Regions from separate parts of the Mus musculus genome. Here region 1 is linked to region 2. The links are chromatin loops, found by intact Hi-C in ENCODE. Cell type or tissue: heart. All regions are shown on one strand. Each heading gives the region's core, and the rest is flanking DNA. Links, peaks and the distances in the headings are about the cores only.

What was found. Peaks named below come from ENCODE experiments on the same cell type or tissue, not always from the same donor. Only the 100,000 strongest peaks of a DNase experiment are listed, where the experiment ranks them.
Region 1: it touches region 2 in a loop (7-fold over the local background); 19 of 42 quality-filtered maps call a loop at or near these places.

What each region holds. Positions count from the first base shown.
Region 1 is chr15:83,757,398-83,761,623 of GRCm38, forward strand. No RefSeq gene overlaps it. Among named protein-coding and RNA genes, the nearest start is that of Gm33324, 2.5 kb to the left of the region's middle. In heart, for the core only: a CTCF peak has its summit at 1,751 (motif pointing left); no DNase peak of the experiment used is centred there.
Region 2 is chr15:83,662,710-83,666,935 of GRCm38, forward strand. All of the region lies in intron 4 of Scube1 (signal peptide, CUB domain, EGF-like 1), which reads right to left. Among named protein-coding and RNA genes, the nearest start is that of Gm52183, 30 kb to the right of the region's middle. In heart, for the core only: a CTCF peak has its summit at 2,159 (motif pointing right); a DNase peak (open chromatin) is centred at 2,222.

The sequences.
Region 1 (4,226 bases), core at 697-3,196, 94 kb after region 2:
GACTGTCCATCCAGAACATGGGCTGCCGTAGTGGGGACATGTGTCCCAGGTCTGCAAGACTAATCTACTGAGACCTATCTGAGAACACCTTCACATGACTTCATCTTGGAGTGACCTGAGACCAGGGATTCAGCTAGTCTCTGGTGTCTTCCGGTCCTGTAGCCTTAGAAGGCTGTGTTTATCCAGTTGCCTGGGGTTGGAGTGTAGAACTTCTCAGGCATCAGCCCGTTGGAGTGCAGGAGGGAACTGTGTATGTGTGCTATACTCATGTGCAGGACCTAGGGTAGATTTACACACACAACGAGCCTCCATTCATGAGATGCACTTTGGACCACAGGCCCATCCTGAGGGTGTCCAGCACCCTGCAGCCAGTGGCCCAGATAGATGGAAAAGTTTGCCTCCCTGTCTTACCTCTTACTGGTGAGTGCCTCTACCCTGCTGTTGCTGCTGCTGCCACAGTCAGACGTCTACAGTTCCAGTGCAAACTGAGGACCAGTGTGACTGACTCTCTAGAGATCCTCCAGACTTTTGGGGTAAGACTGGACCTGCTGAGACACATCCATGGGCTGAGCAGCTACCTGGTTCTCTGCCTCTTCAATGTGTGGACAGTCATTGCTGACTTACCCAGTGTGCTTCGGGTAAGCTAATCTAAAGAACCCCCCTTTTGCCCAGCAGTGGTGGCGCACGCCTTTAATCCCAGCACTCGGGAGGCAGAGGCAGGCAGATTTCTGAGTTCGAGGCCAGCCTGGTCTACAAAGTGAGTTCCAGGACAGCCAGGGCTATACAGAGAAACCCTGTCTCGAGGAAAAAAGAAAAAAGAAAAATGTCCATTCATTCTACTGGTTCTGTTCCTCTAGAGAGCCCTCACTAATACGCCCTCCACAACCAAACCTTTGACCATCTCTCCTTCCAAACCTGTAAATCTGCCCTAGGCCCTGCAGCGAGTGCATAAGCATACACACGTGCGCATGCGTGTATGTGCGCTCATGTGCGTGTTTGCCCGCGCGTGCACACACACACATACAGTTGTGTGCACACAAACACACATGCACACACACACTATCTCAAACTTCACTATCCCAGCTACACCTATTTCTACCGAGGAAGAACAACAAAAGCAAAGGAAGAAACAGCCTGCGGTCATGGTGCCCGAGGCTGAGGCTGAGGGATGCCTCTTTGGACCACAGGCTCATCCCGATGGTGGCTAGGCAGGCCAGGCTTTCCAGGTCTGGTTCTCTGGAGCTGACTCCACTTCTGATGGCCCCTGATTCTCTCTCCAGTCCAAGCCCACAGAGCCTGTTTCTGAGTCGGCAGAGGCCAGAGGACTAAAGGGAGGAGACAGCCAAGCAAGGAACAGTTTTAAAAAACCTTGTGTTGGCCAAACAGGCATGAGGTTGTCAGTTTTCAAGCCCCTGCTCAGTGATGTACATTTTTACAAGGAAACCAAGACCCAGAGATGGGCAGGGATTCACTCCCCGCATGCGTCAAGACAGACCCGGCCTCTATTGATCCTTCAAACCACCTCACCCTTCTTTTTTCAGTGTTTGCACCAAGGCAGGCTGCCCCTCTCTGTCTCCATGCTGTGGGATTTCCCCATCTCAGGCTGCACACGGTTTAAAGGGGGGGGGGGGGAGAAAGCGAAAACGGAAAAAACAAAAACAAAAACAAAAAACAAACAGAAAACAAAAAACAAAAAACAAAAAAAAAAACCCTGCCAGACTATAAATGAATGGGGTGCTACTGCCCCCCTATGGCCACACTGAGGAAGTGCTGGCTAAGTTTTTTTGTTTTGTTTCTGTTTTTGTTTTTTAAAAAAGCAATAAATTGTTTAGCAGGCCAGGCTGGACTGTTCTGATGAGCCAAACTGACCTTGTGTGGAGACTCGCACAATGCCCCAGTGATATATGACACTGAGAGTGTCATTTCTTCCCTGAGCCTCAGTTTCTCCAGTCAAAAGCAGTTGTGTGTGTGTGTGTGTGTGTGTGTGTGTGTGTGTGTGTGTGTGAGGGAATAGATTTCAGGGAATAGATTTCAGCAGTTTTGGCAAGGGTAGGACCAGGGCAGAACAAGGAAGCAGAGATGGGTGTGGCTAGGCCACCTCTCTCATTATTTTTTGAAGTTGTGAATTCAGAGCCAGGCTCTGGGATGTCCCAGTGGTTTTAACACTTGGGCCTCAGTTTCCCCATAGGTGAACAGCACATATCATGTGGCTGTGGTTCACATATGAGAAATGATTAGGCCAATCCATGGGAAGCCTGGCACATAGTAAGCATAGTAGTGCTGTGACCATCAAGGTGTGATAGTGTTAGTGTGTCCTGGCCTCACCCTATACCGGGAATCTGGCCCAAGCCATCCTGCCCCATGGCTTCCATTGGAGATGACTGGGTGCTAACAATGTCCTAGGTGCTCTACCCTCTGCTGCACTCTGGTCCCGACACCGTCCTTGACACCTTTTTGTGACAAAGAATTGGGGATGAGCTAAGAACCCTGCCCCCTGCTCTGTGCTAGGTAGGAATCAGGGATGCAGACCATTGAGGGCATGCACTGGGGTCTCTGTGTCTCCACTCTGGTGGAAGGAGGTGGCCGGGAAGGGTTAAATGATACTTCAGATAAGCCTTTCCACTCTCCAGGGTGACCTCTGCAGGAGGGGAAACTGAGGCAGGGAGGAGGTGATTATTCCTAGGTGTCCCCGGAGTGTCATGCTTTCACGATAGGGCTCCTTCCTCATGAAGTCTCTGGGTTTGCTTGTCAGAAAGGGATAAGGAGAGAGATGAGGAATGTGGTCCTGGGGGAAAGTATTTGGAGACCCAATGTTCTCTTCACTGTCCCCTAGTGCATCTCTGGGAGGGAGCTTGGTCCAATCCTGGCACTAGTTATGACTGGCTGAAACCGAAAAAAGTTGTTCCCTGGGGTCTTGTTAAACTCACTTTTTCCCCCTCCCTGAGGCAGCGGTGGTAGGGGGTTGCTATACCCTGGTAGTAAGTGAGTCCTCCTAGACTCATGGGGTTTGGTAGTCGAGTCCTTATTTGAGCCCACACACCTTATATGCTGTGTGGTAGTAGCAATCAAGTCTACTTGTAGAGCAGATGGAATGTCAAACAGCGTTACCCGCTCCTCATTAAGCATGGCTACATCGTAATTAAATGTTGTCTTGTGTAAGGACTTGCTGAATCCATTCCTCAGAATGGCTGGCTGGCCTCTGCACCCCTGATTGCTACCTAGCACAGAGCAGGCAGGTCCCTCCCCTCCCACTGCGGGGAGTAAAGGAACCATAAAGTAGAAATACTCAGAACCTGTGAAAATATCACGTTTTAAAAAACACCCTAAGCAGCTGCTGGGAGACGCTCATTGGGAGGATGGCGCTGTATCACCTGAAGGGGCTCAGGATATAAGCCCAGGGGTAGGGACCTGGCGAGAAGGCACCAGCACGCAATTCTCACCTGTGCCAGCAGGTGGCGTCAGTTCCCACACTCAGCCGATATGAATGTCAGGGGCGTCCCATTCCAAGGCAGGCTTTCTAGGGTAGGTGTCTGCTCTTAGCTTTCCCCGTCAGGGATCATCTGTGGGCAGCTCCAGGTGGGGCGATGAGCACTCAAGGGAGAGCCTGGGGTTGACAAGGCAGGGGTGCAGGGGCCAGATGGAAGGGATCTGAAGAAAGAGGAGGAGCCTGAGAAACACTTCATTTGTTTAAAATGGACACATAAGGAGCAGGGACAGGGTGGAGTCAGTTAAGTGCTCACCATCTGTGATGGTACACACTTAACATCCCACGCTAGGGAGGCAGAGACAGGGAGGTCTCCAGGGCTCACTGGCCAGCTATTCTAACATAACTAGCAAGCTCCAGGTCCCAGAGAAGGATCTACCTCAAAATAGCAAGGTGGACAACACTGGAGATTGTCCCCTGGGTGCCACATGCACACACCCAACCTGTCCATGCACAGACATGCACACATGCATATCCACACACAAAGCAGCAGAAGAATACATGTTTAAAATCATGAATACCTAAGATCTGGGAGGAAAGAAGACAGGCAGGCAGGCAAATGGGGAGCCCAGGAAGCAAGCCATACAACGGCAGAGAACAGAATATGAAAGCTCTATGTGGCTCCCCACCCCAGACGAACCAATAGTCTTAGTGCCGTGTATGTGCGCGCGCGCACGTGTGCGTGCGTGTGCGTGTGTGTGTGTGTACCAAGAGCCATTCATTACTCTGTGTGAGAGAAAAT
Region 2 (4,226 bases), core at 1,018-3,517:
GGGATCTCTTTTATAGTCTCTTCCTAGACCAGCCTCTCTCAACTTGTGGGTTGAGACCCCGTTGGGGGAGTGTATATCAGATATCCTGCCTATCAGATATTTACATTACAATTCATAACAGTAGCGAAAGTATAGTTACAAAGTAGCAACAAAAATAATTTTATAATTGGAGGTCACTGCAACGTGAGGAACTGTATTAAAGGGTCAGAGTATTAGAACGGTTGAGAATCTCTGTCCTAGAGTTCTCTGGAAGATGAGATGCATGGCCCGAAGCCCCCACTACACTGCATTTGCTCTTTACAAGTCTGAGAAGGGGGCATGCCCACGTTGCAAACCACCCGTGCATATGGGTCGATGTGGTGGAAGATGTGTCTGGCCACATCCGGCCCAGTGTCTCTTTCCATTGCCTTCCCTGGATCCTTTGAGAGGCCCTATGGTGCTTTCCCACCAGAGACTCTCCCATAGGGCAGCTGTCAGGTTAGGAGATGGTCCCATGTGTGCCTTGCCTGCCGTACCAGTGTGCATGTCACATTCCCCCAACACAGGTCTGGCACCTTTGTCCCAGTTAGAGTTGGAATGTCTGCCTCCCAAGGGTCATTGCTATGGCAACATCATCAATAATATCACTATCTCAGTTCTTGTCCCTCAAACACAGAGGAGGACAATGGCCTTGCCCCACCCCCACCCCCCACCCCGCTCCAATTCGGGAGGAAGGGTTTGCTTTCCCTTTACAGAAAGTAAAAGTGCCAAGAAAGAGCCTGGGACCTTAGGGGACGTCCACAGCCCAGAATTACCCCAGCCTATCAGGGAAAAGGAAACCCAGCTTGTGGTCTCAGAAAGAACCCCAGAGAGGCTAGGTGAATGGCGGGAGCACAGGACTGACCTGGGGAAGAGAGAAGATGAGGAGGACCCCTGGGGTGCCTGCCTGGGGGTCATATTTTGTGCTAACCTACAGATATGTCATCTTGTCAACTTCCAGGCCAGCCTTAGGGGGATGTAAGCTGGGGTACCACATGCCCTTCTGAGACAGGGGCATTCCCTAACAGGTATAACAGCATCTGTCCATGGAGTGTGGGTCAAAAGTCTACTGTCACATGACCATACAACTCAAGCTTTCATAGAAAAAATTGTGTGTGGGGGGGAGCGGGGGGTGGGGTGGGGAGTTGTCCTCACCTGTAGCCCTTCAGCCTGCTTTTGGGCAAATCTTGATTTAGAGGGGCTCTGGCAATTGTTGCCTAGACCCCAGCTTCTCATGAGCCCAGGGAGTCACTGTTGGGTAGAACAGAGACTGTAGCTTCACCCACCCAGACCTCCTCTTGCTGATCTCCTTAACTGGACATCTTGGAGGCTGAGTGCTAGAAATACCACAGCTCCAGCAGTCTCCAGTGGCCACTCTAACACTCGCTCACTTCTCATTTCTGGTCCCCAGTCGGCAGCATCTATGGTCCCTTAAGAGACACCCTATGCTGCCTTCCACATCTTCTCCCCTCTATTTCATCTGGAACATACAGGGAGAAGAGATTTTCCCTCAGGGACTCTCAGGGACTCGGGTCCCGACTGAGTGTGTCACACAGAACAGAGGCTGTCTCATTATCCCTTCTGCCTGTGAAGTACTCTGCTCCCCCTAAAGGACTCAGTGCCTCTCCACCAGAGCCTCAAAAGCACAGCCCCTGGGTCCTTTGGGGGGTGTTGATTGGCCCCCTCAGTGATTACTGCCTGCTGAGACTATGGATGGTTGGCTCCAGCCATGCTGGGTGAGATGGGGGAACAGTTCAGCACCTCAGATGTGCTTTGGCCTGTCTGGTCACCGGGACTCCGAGAAAGCTGCTTCCAGGAAGCAGGGCACTCTTCATATATAGTGGGGAGGACAGATGTTGGCAGACACATGTGGCCAGATGTGCAGTTACCAATGGGGATCTGTGGCAGAGGAGGGTGGTCCGAGTCCATCCCTCACTGAGGTCTTCTGCAGTGTGTTCTTACAACCTGCTCAGCTTCCTACCCGTGAACCGGGAAGTCTTGAAATCCTTTTCCTCTTAGGAGTGATTATGGGCATGAGGAGTGAGCTTGAAGAGCAGCTTTCCTGAGAGTCCCTCTGAGATGCAGGCCTACCTCATCTTCCTCCTCACCTCTTGAAGTTTCTCGAGCTGGTCACTAGGTGTCACCACAACCAAGTTGAGGCCTCACCAAGGACCAGGAGGCTGTTTTGGAGAAGGTCTGGCCTAGAGAGCTGGCCTTCAGCCTAGTGGGCCACACTCTCCAGCAAACAGCCACAGGGCACACCCAGTTAGGCTGGATCTCAGATAGTGGTACGGGTCATATTTACACGTAAAATAGCAAGCCTCCCGTGGCAGCTCATTGGCCTTATCCCTTCCTACCGGATCTCTAAAGGAAGTCACATGGGCAGGTTGCCCCATGTCACCCCTCAGTTGGCCCCACACCTGAAGCAGGAGGATCCCAGGTCCCTATCTGTGATCTCCTTTTTTACAGGGCAGCTGTGGTCAACCAAACCCTGAGAGAAAAGCAGGCACTCAAACCACCTGGAGAACCTCTCTGTACCCAAAGTTCCGATCACAGGCTACTCCTACCATTTAATCTAATCTAAAGGCGGTACTTACTAAATACAGGTGTAAATGCAGAGGTGGAGTGGGCTGGGCAGAATGGGATGGGGCAGGGTTACTGGGTGGGCTAAGAGTCAAGGCCTGAGCTGGAGAACGGTGCTATCTCCTGAAGAAGCCAGCTTACGTGATGAAGGTAGACGAGGCTGTTGTACTTCTGACAGATGAAGCAGGGAAGGCCTTGCTGGAGGGATCTGAAGGGGGGGGGGGGCTGGGGGAGATGAGCTGATCTGATGGCCATAGCATAGGTGTAAGTCCTGGCTGAACTGAACCAGAGATCCATGGGAAGTTAATGCTAGGTGTCCCTGAGTGGCCTCTCCAGGCTGTGCTCTGTTCAGCACAAGGAACAGGAAAGCACTTTATAAATCAAAGCCACACACAGCCCAGACATCTGAAAAGGTTCTCAAGGGAGCAATGGTCAGGCCAGACAGGGAGCTCCAGACAGAGGGAGCAGTGTGAGGAGACAGGGACATGGAGAGTGCGGGGGCTGGTCTGTGACAAGGACAGGTTGAGGAGGTCCGAGTTAGGACCCTGTAGGGGGCTGAGAGAGGGTCAAGGGAGACAGATTGGGTGCATGAAGGCTCAGGGAGAGCTGGCAGCCCTGACCCAGGTAGAGGGGAGCACACATGGCAATACCGGGGTTTCTATGTGTCTCAGGGGGCCTAGGCTGCATACCCTTCTGCCCACCTGTTTGTTCAGGCATATATACGGTCAAGCTGTCAGACCCGGGTTGTAGAACCAGCCTCTGCTAGTTTTCTATGGCCAGAACTCTCTGCATAGCACCAGTGGAATAATAGTATCTAACAGTCAGATTATACTCAGGAGCCACCAAAATCCAGGCACGATGCCAGGCCCAGTCATGCTCAGTGGTGATGCTCATGGCTGTATATGATGCTGGCGACACAGTGCAGTGGAGCTCATGGATGGGCATTCCCGAGGGACACAACCTGTGCACACAACCTCATTCTCACAATTCTGTCCCTTGCTTCGCTTTCTCAGCAAGAAACTAAGGCTCAAGGACTTATTGATGAGAAGAGAGCCAAGGCCAGGTGGTCTGTCTCTTGTTTTGGTATCCTCTGAACTGTGGCTCACCTTCCATCCTCCACCATCTGTTCCTAAGGACCCCCAAGGGCCTACAGCCTTTCGGAAAGGTCCCCTGCCGGTGTTGAGAAGTCAGCCCTGTGGTGCCCTTGGCGCCAGCTTGAGGCCAGACCAGGAGAAGTACGTGAAGCTGGCTTACCAGCCAAAGGAGTTGTTTATGGGGTGGGAGGCTCATAAAAAATAATGGGATGGATTTATTGTCTCCGCCTTGAGGGCCATTCCAGACCGCACAGGACCAGGCCAGGCCTCTTCCAGTAGCACCATAAATCTCCACGCTAAGTGGCAGGGATGTCCGTCCTCCCACCCACCTGGTCTGTAGCAGATGAGAATGTTCAAGGCAACGCTACGTGGCCTGTCCCAGCTCCCATAGCCAGTGATAGAAGGCCTTGAAACAGAGCGGGGGATGACCCTGGCCCCGCAGGAGTTACAGTGGGGTCCCTGGAGCACAGGCCTGGCTTGCTTCCCAAGATGTGAAAACCATATCTGGGAAACTAACAAGAGCCTGCTAGC